2 separate regions of the Homo sapiens genome follow, and region 2 is linked to region 1. A link is an interaction called in ENCODE POLR2A ChIA-PET data of the cell type or tissue named here. Cell type or tissue: MCF 10A. All regions are shown on one strand. Each heading gives the region's core, and the rest is flanking DNA. Links, peaks and the distances in the headings are about the cores only. Region 1 has its middle 21 kb from the start of ZNF782. Region 2 has its middle 25 kb from the start of CTSV.

Region 1 (4,385 bases), core at 127-4,126:
TCAGACCACATAATTTGACTTTAGCACACTGCTTTCAAGCTTACCTTTTAGTTAAAAATATATCAAATCACTGTTAGTTTTTTTTTTTTAGAACTAAGAGTCTAGCCACTTAGCTTCAGTGATTCTCACTAAATCCTAATAATATTGGTATATTTTCATCTACTTTAATTCTTTAGTACCTAAGGTAAAATCTTTAAATAACTCATCACCTCATCTTGATAAACTGCAGACTAGAATCAGTGATCTGATTTAGAAGAAAAAGTCTATCATGAATCCCTGTTTATAAGATGCTTTGCACCATGTAATATGCAATAACTAAGTAGAGATCCTGACATACATGAGTGGTCAAAGGTTTAAAAAACTAGTTTGGGAGAGGGGCACTGGACATAAATCCATGACTTCAAGAGTAAGTCAGGGCCAGGTGTGGTGGCTCATGCCTGTAATGCCAGCACTTTGGGAGGGTGAGGTGGGCAGATTACTTGAGTCCAGCAGTTCAACACCAGCCTGGCCAAGGTAGCAAAACCCCATCTCTACTAAAAATACAAAAATTAGCCAAGCTTGGTGGCATCTGCCGATGTTCCTAGCTCCTTGGGAGGCTGATTCATGAAAGTCGCTTGAGCCTGGGAGGCAGACGTTGCAGTGAGCAGTGAGCATGCCTGCGCTCCACCCTGGGTGACAGAGCGAGACCTTGTCTCACACACACACACAAAAGAGTAAGTCAGTAGAATAAGGACCACTAACATTGCTCTCCCCTTTGGCTTGAATTCTAGAAGGCAATACAGTCATTTTGATACATGGAAAATTGGGTCAATTTAGAATAAGAATATAAACGTGACTGAAAGTGGGCAGGTTCTCTGACAAATGTTTGGGGTATGGAAACTAAGTTTCTAGTAGGGTGGTAACTATGGCAGTTTTCTTAGAGTTTGATATCTGGGAAAGATTTGTTGTCTAACACAAGACTATGAAAAAGATTATCTGACTACCAAAGCTCAAATTTACTTTCATTTTTAGGGTTATTTCCACTTTTGTAATACAGACACCAGTGAAATTTTTAACTCTGGTATTGTGTGAACTAAAACTTTTACCTCTTCATTACAAGGAAAAGACAATAGATCACTACCCATCAATACAAAAGAACAAGCTACTAAAACATGGATGACCTGGACCTGTGACGGACTAAATGGCACTGTGTTTGACTCGTGGATCTGACACAAACTAAGTGGGTCTGGATAATTCATGGACACTCTGAGGTCCAATCTCTTAATGGTTTCAAATGAGTCACAAGTAGATGACCATAAACACCTTTCGTGAACCATCACGGTGGAATTCTGTGAGGTTAAGATATCAAGACTAGCGTGACTAGTGTCACGTGGTTATGGACAGGTGTGAGAGCAGTGCAGTGTCTTTCAAGAGTGGGAGTTGTTTAGAGATGGAGGAAACAGGATTTCCACCCTCTGCCTGCTTACCTCTTACCCCTAGACCTCCCCACAAGCTCTCCTTTGAAGTGGCCTCCTGTCTCCCCTTGGTCTTCTCAAAGCTGGTCCAGGCATTCCACTGTCACAGACTCTAGTGGTTTCTGGAGATAATGACATCACCAGATCCAGCTCATTCTGGCGGGTGGATCAAGCACTGTTTCTGGCTATGCTCCGTCCTGTCTGGGCTTTTCTGCCTCTGCTGGGAAGCTCTGGAGAGTGGTAAGGTCAGAGGGGTGTTCTCTTTCTAGGAAAGATTCCTGTTCCCAGTGGCCCCCTGCTTCCTAATTCACAAGAGCTGCTTTGCTCTACAGTGAAATTATTTCTTGGGAGCTGGGACCAGGGCCTGGGAAACAAATTTTAGGGACACAAACCTGGCCCTCTGGAATTCAATACATTGGACTGAAAACATAGACAGCTTGGTAGTGCCAGAGTGGCTAGGCGCCTTCGTGTGACCCAACGGATCTGACCAGACACTACCAGAAAGCCTAAAATATATCTGACACAAGGTAAGGTTCTACCCACATTCACTTCCCATTATTTCCCTGTGTATTTTGGGTCATGTCACTTTGCTCAGTGCTGTAAAGACCGCAGGGCTGGTTTTAGGCAGGTGTGATATTCGACAGCACCTGAGACCGGAAATAAATCACACCTGCCCTTGAACCTAAATTTCCTCACTGCTAGCTTGTGACGTGGGCGCACTGTTCCTCCAACCTGAACCTCGGTTGTTATTTTTAATGCAGACGGTTATGCCGGCCTCATAGAGTACTTGTGAGGTTTAGGTGAGTCATCCAATGAAAAGAACAAAGTGTCTTCTAAATACAATAGCAGCTGTCACTTACTCAGGGTTTAGTAACTGCACTTGGCTGTTTGCTTTACAGCCAAGTGTATGATTTACCTAAGTTTCAAAACAACGCCATGAAGCAGGCATTAACACCCTCATTTTCAGGCGAGAAACCTCTTACCCGGTTCCCGCCCTCGCCCCCCGCTTACAGGTAATAAAGCTGGAATTTATGCAGCTCTTTCGGTCTCCACAGCTCGGGGTCTTGCCACAGACACAGCGCCCACGAGTTCTGGCACTTTGGTCAACGTTTATAAACGGGCTCTCCTCTGCCGCCGCGGGCATGCGCTTTCCCCAAGGTTCGCACTGAACACCTGTTCCTAAAGGGGGCGCAGCTCCACCTGCGTCCCCGGGACCTCTAGCGTGAGGGGGTCGATCCTGGGGTCCCCCCGGGCTTCCCGTTCTCACCCTCTGAATCACAAGCCCCATTCTCACTAGAAGTTGACAGGCTGTGGGGAGACCTGGTTTCCCCGCGTCCCACTTCAGGTGAGCACCTTCCCCGCCCGCGACACCCAAGGGCCCCGGGACCACCTCTCAGCCTTAGCTAGGCGTGAAGCAGCGAGCTAAGCTTGCACATGCGCAGACGTCATCCAGAAGACCCTTTCCTAGAGTGTGGCGCGCGAGCCATTCGGATTTAAGACTACGTTTCCCAGAAACCTCCACGCCACGACTTACTTCGCAGCGTTTTCTCTATTGGATGATTGGAAGATGTTCCTGACTGCCTCGCCTGGCCAGGTTCTGCCAGAGCCCCTAGAGGTTATGGGTTAAATTTGAACTTTGCTGCCGAATACGGTGCGTGGTCCTCCATCAAATCCCGATTGGAAAAAACAGCTGCCAAACACGTTGGAAACAATTTGGGAAATGTGAATGTGTACTGGCAATTATAAATATTAAAGAACATTGCCGTTATTCTTAACTGTTAAGTGGAGTTATATTGGAAAATACTAGTTTTTATAAAGACATGCACAGGGAAGCATTTAACATTGAAAGGATAGTTAATTCACTTTACAATTTTTCAGCAAAAACTAACAAAGCGAATATGGCAAAAGGTTAACTTTTCTTAAATCAAGGACATGCATGGCTATAGATAGATGCTCATTTTACCGTTTCCTACGTTTCTGTGTGCTTAAACATTTTTCAATACAAAGGAAGAAAGAAAGAAAAACAAGGATCCTCCCTCCATCAGTTTGCCTTTTCAACTCAAAGCAGCCCCTAGACGTTAAGGTACATACAAATATGTCTTGGGAATAAGGCTGTGAAATGTGAATGAAATACTTGCACACGGAGCACAGCATTACTATAAAAGAATAGTACCTGTGACCCTGACCAACAGGGTTTCAGGAAAGGGGAACAAAAGAAACAAAAACCAAAAAATACGCACAACGCAAAATAAGAAAAAAATGGCTATGGCCGGGCGCTGTGGCTCACGCCTGTAATCCCAACACTTTGGGAGGCCGAGGCGGGCGGATTGCCTGAGTTCAGAAGTTCGCGACCAGCCTGTGCAACACGGTGAAACCACGTCTCTACTAAAATACAAAAAATTAGCGGGGTGTGGTGGCGGGCGCCTGCAGTCCCAGCTACTCCGGAGGCTGAGGCAGGAGAATTGCTTGAACTCGGAACTCCGACTCAAAAAAAAAAAAAAAAAAAAAAAAAAAAAAGAAGAAGAAGAAAAGAAAAAAGAAAAAAAAATGGCTATCAGGCAAATCATGGATCTCCCAGAGATGTCCCTACTTAAACTTTACATGAGCACCTGTTGATTTTTTTAACCAAACCAGGGAAATACGGTCATAATATCATAGGAACATCTTTTTACTAAATTATACATATTGAGCATGTATCTGCTCAATATTATTCCGTAACATCAATAATTTCTTCCGTGAGATGATAAATTTAAATAGTGGCACCTATTCACCCAAGGGTTGGTCACAAAGTCAGTGCGATCCCCGTGAACACACCCGTGAAGCTTTGCTTCCCAGCAACTTTCCTGGGGGCCGCGGGCGAAGGAACACCCCCAGATGCCGCTGCGCAGGGACAGGGGACGCGCCCAGACGTAGAGGCCCTGACCTCTGAAT
Region 2 (4,385 bases), core at 251-4,250, 140 kb after region 1:
TAGTATGTATTAAGGGGCTTACTAGATGCCAAGTTGCAGCAACCCTCACAACCCTCTGAGGTAAATGCCATTATTAATCAGGAGTTACGTTAACTTATCGAACTGTGGAAACTGGGATTTCAAGCATGCTCGTCTAATCACTATACTAATAATGCTTCAACCTGCCAATTTATTTTTTATTCTGTAAGCCATAAGGAGCCAATGAAAAAAATTAAGGACAGCAGTAATGATCATCTTTACATGCTAGAACACACTACTCAGCCACGTGCAAGGTGGACTGACGCTGGGGTGAACAAGGGTCTTGAAAGAGATAGTCAAAGTCTGGGTCAAAAATGCTGAGGAAATTCTGAGCATAAGAATGCATAGGAGAGGATAAAAACCTAAAATCTGTATCTAATAAACTTAGCTAGACTTTCTGATTGTTTTAAGTATGGGAAGGGATGAAGGAAGCTACCTCGCAGGTTACTAGCTGGGCCACTGGTTAGTAATTACTGTCCATCAATTCATGAGACAGGAGGAGGAACTGGTGCTTTAGTTTTGTGTAGCAAGCAGGAAGAGGACAAGTCTACTTAACGCGAATCAAAATGAGAGCAAGCAATTATACAGAATTTCTCTCCCTCGACAAGATAAGCTTCTCATATTACAGAGATCTTAACTTTGAAATGCTTTTCAAAATAGGGAGTCACTTGGGCTGGGAGGGGACTTCAACTAAGTCCTCATTTTACAGAGGAGGCACTGAGGGGCAAGGCTGTTTCAATACCCTGTCCAGAGTGCGCACTGTTCAGGCAAAACCAGGACTAAAAACCAGCTCTGCCGGATCCGTTCTACCTACTGCTCCTTCTGCTTCAGCTGCCCTCCCAACCTACTAATAGGGATTTACATCCCCAAATACGTTCATGTAAACACTTAGCATTCTTCAACTAAACACAAAATCAGATATGTAAGCTAAAAATCTAAAGCCAAAAACATGTATTTAATTTCCATAAAATTTCTACTTTTCTTTGGAAAAACTTTCCCATTGTGTCAGTTTCTATTCACTGTAACATTCCCTATATTTCAGGTCCTAAGACCAAAAAAAAAAAATCCTTTTTAAACTTAGGCCTTGAAGAAACGACAAACCCTCTAGGCTTAATATTCCACCACATGAAACCACTGACACAGACAAGGCCTGTTCTGCCGAAACCAGGCCAGTTAAGTCAGGGCTCAATTGCTTCTGTATTATTGTCAGAAGCCATCTCCACCTCAAGCAAAAGTAAAACTGGAGAAAGAGGCCAGCCTAACTTGCTCCTCGGCTGGTCCCCAGCAACGCCCCTGGAAACTCTGCTCCCCATCGCTAGGACCGCCCCTCCGACGCCGGGAGAACACGGAAGGAGCAGCAAGGCGCTGCCCGGCATCTGCCGCCAACTTCCCCGTCGACGGTCTGATTCAAATGCTCCCTGTTTTCCATGTAGACTTGGAGAGAAACTGCGCCAGGAAAACTGTTATCAACTGTTACAGGGACGGAGAACTCCGAAATAACCAAATTACTACTTATATTCACTGTCCCATGTCTAGCGCCTTTTGAAACAATAACCAAATCCTGTAAAGTTTTGTCTGCGATGAGCAGTCACTAGGAAAAACCTGTATTCGTGATGAATTCGCCTCCCCCCCAGAAAAGGACCGACTTTCCAAGAGCCGAAGCCCCTGCCCGGAGCGGCGGGCTCGCGGGCCCTGGGTGCGACCCCACCCAGCCTCCCCGGCATTCAGGCCGCCGGGCCCCGCGCCCGCGCTCACCCAGGTGCTCCCCGCGGCCTGCGCGCCCGCGCGCTTCTCCGGCATGGCTCCCGCCTCGGGCTCCGACGCCGCCTTCTCCTCCAGCTCCGGCGGCGGCTCCACGCTCATGCCGCGGCCATGCCCGCGCCAGCTCGGGGCGCTCCGGGACGACGGCGACGCCGCGGAGGCGGCGGCGGTGCCCGCGCCCTCATGGGCTCTGCGGCCCGCGGCGGCCTGCGGGTCAGGCGGCGGCGCCGAGGGCTGAGGAGGCGGCGGAGGCTGAAGCTGCGGATCAGGCTAGCAGAAGACCGCAGCTCCAGGAACCGACCACTTAGCAAACCGCACCGACCCCGACTGTCGCAGTTACCGGCGGCGTCAGGGGCGGGCTGCACGGTTGGAGGCCCCACCCCGCACCTCAGCTCCCGCCTCGAGAACGAGTCCCGCGCCTGAGTAGCCTCCAGCGACGCCACGCCCACTTCAGAGACCCCTCCTTTACCTCGCGACTGGCCCCTTGGCATCAGGACTTCGCGGCGCGCGGGAAGTACGTCATTTCGAGAGCCCGTACGACTAATTTCTTTTTCCGGAGAATCTGGACTGAGGCTAGCAAGCGAGGAGGGGCAAACTCGTGGGGGTTTGGTAGTGATTGCAGTTCAGTTTTGGTCTTGGTTTGCTCCAACCCGCCAACCTCTCAAGTTTTTCTATGGTTCTCCAAGAAGAAAATAATATAATAGCAATGTTTCCCAAACGTACTTGAACACAACACTTTTTATTCTTGACACATGATTAATATCTTGCAGAATGTGTAGGACACAGTTGGAAAAGCCTGGCTTTTTATGTTTATTTATTTTGAAAGATATGCACCTAATACTGAAATATAAAAAAGCCTACAGGCCTGGCGCGGTGGCCCACACGTATAATCCCAGCACTTTGGGAGGCCGAGGCGGCTGGTTCACCTGAGGTCAGGAGTTAGAGACCAGCCTGGCCAACGCGGTGAAACCCTGTCTCTACTAAAAAACAAAAACAAAAACAAAAAACACCAAAAAAATTAGCCGGGCTTGGTGGCGCACGCCTGTAATCCAAGCTACTCGGGAGGCTGAGGCAGGAGAATAGCTTGAACCTGGGAGCCGGAGGTTGCAGTGAGCCGAGATAGCGTCACTGCACTCCATCCTGGGCGACAGAGTGAGGCTCTGTCTCACAAAAAAAAAAAAAAAAAAAAAAAACTTTTTACAAACATCAATAGAAAAAAGAATAAAATTATTTCTATTAACAGGATTAGTAATTTTAATTGAATTAAAGTCATTTCATTTAAGAATTTTTTCAGGTTGGGCGTGGTGGCTCACGCCTGTAATCCCAGGACTTTGGCAGGCAGAGGTGGGCGGATCGCCTGAGGTCAAGAGTTCCAGACCAGCCTGGCCAACATGGTGAAACCCCGTCTCTACTAAAAATACAGAAGTTAGCCGGGCATGGTGGCGGATGCCTGTAATCCCAGCTACTTGGGAGGCTGAGGCAAGAGAATCGCTTGAACCCAGGAGGCGGAGGTTGCAGTGAGCCGAGATGGTGCACTGCACTCCACCCTGGGTGACAAGAGTGAGACTTCGTCTCCAAAAAAAAAAAAAAAGCTTCTTTTTCGCTTCCCACCCACCACCCCCAAACACACACACACACACACACACACACACACAGACACACACACACACTTTGCAGAAGTCTTTACTTTTATTTATTTATTTATTTATTTATTTTTGAGACAGAGTCTTGCTCTGTCACCCAAGCTACAGTCACCCAGCCTAGATCAGTGGCGTGATCTAGGTTCACTGCAACCTCTACCTCCCGCATTCAAGCGACTCTCCTGCCTGAGCCTGCGGAGTAGCTGGGATTACAGGTGCGCGTCACCATGCCCGGCTAATTTTTGTATTTTTAGTAGAGACGGGGTTTCACCATGTTGGCTGGGCTGGTCTTGAACTACTGACTTCAAGTGATCCGCCCCCCTCGGCTCACCAAGCCGGCCTGGTCTTTTTTTTTTTTTTTTTTTTGAGACGAAATTTCGCTTTTGTCGCCCAGCCTAGATCAGTGGCTGGATCTCGGCTCACTGCAACCTGTGCCTCCTGGGTTCAAGCAATTCTCCTGCCTCAGACTCTCGAGTAGCTGGGATTACAGGTGCATGCCACGACCTGGCTATCTTCTGTATGTTTGGTAGAGACAAGTTCACCATGTTGGCCAGGCTGTTCTTGAATTCCTGATCTCAGGTGATCCACCCGCCTCGACCTCCCATAGTGCTGGGATTACAGGCCTGAGCCACTACACCCAGCCTGATTTGTCTACTTTTCTGAATGATTGTTTTAACAAATAGTTTTCAAAACACAAAGGGAATATATGTATTATGTTATGCTGTTTGAGTATTATGTTTATGCCACTTATGAGCTTGGGTATCAGTTTCTGATTCCTGTATCCATGAAACAGAAAATTTTGTAGACTGTTTGTTTTGTTTTGAGACAGTCTCGCTCTGTTGCCCAGTCTGGAGTACAGTGGCGCTATCTCAGCTCACTGCAACCTCTGCCTCCCCAGTTCAAACGATTGTGGTGCCTCAGCCTCCTGAGTAGCTGGGACTACAGGCACCTGCCACCACACCCAGC

Evidence for each region. ChIA-PET counts read pairs that join two places held together with the same protein. Peaks named below come from ENCODE experiments on the same cell type or tissue, not always from the same donor. Only the 100,000 strongest peaks of a DNase experiment are listed, where the experiment ranks them.
Region 2: POLR2A ChIA-PET joins it to region 1 with 5 read pairs; 3 of 35 experiments call an interaction of 5 or more read pairs at or near these places.

The regions. Positions count from the first base shown.
Region 1 is chr9:96,873,003-96,877,387 of GRCh38, forward strand. It overlaps a transcript of ZNF782 not described here. Among named protein-coding and RNA genes, the nearest start is that of ZNF782, 21 kb to the left of the region's middle. RefSeq lists enhancers at 507-576, 932-2,131. In MCF 10A, for the core only: a CTCF peak has its summit at 2,642; DNase peaks (open chromatin) are centred at 2,239 and 2,979.
Region 2 is chr9:97,011,486-97,015,870 of GRCh38, forward strand. It overlaps the pseudogene SLC71A3P. Among named protein-coding and RNA genes, the nearest start is that of CTSV, 25 kb to the right of the region's middle. RefSeq lists silencers at 1,145-1,284, 1,945-2,004, 2,045-2,144. In MCF 10A, for the core only: no CTCF peak of the experiment used is centred there; a DNase peak (open chromatin) is centred at 2,356.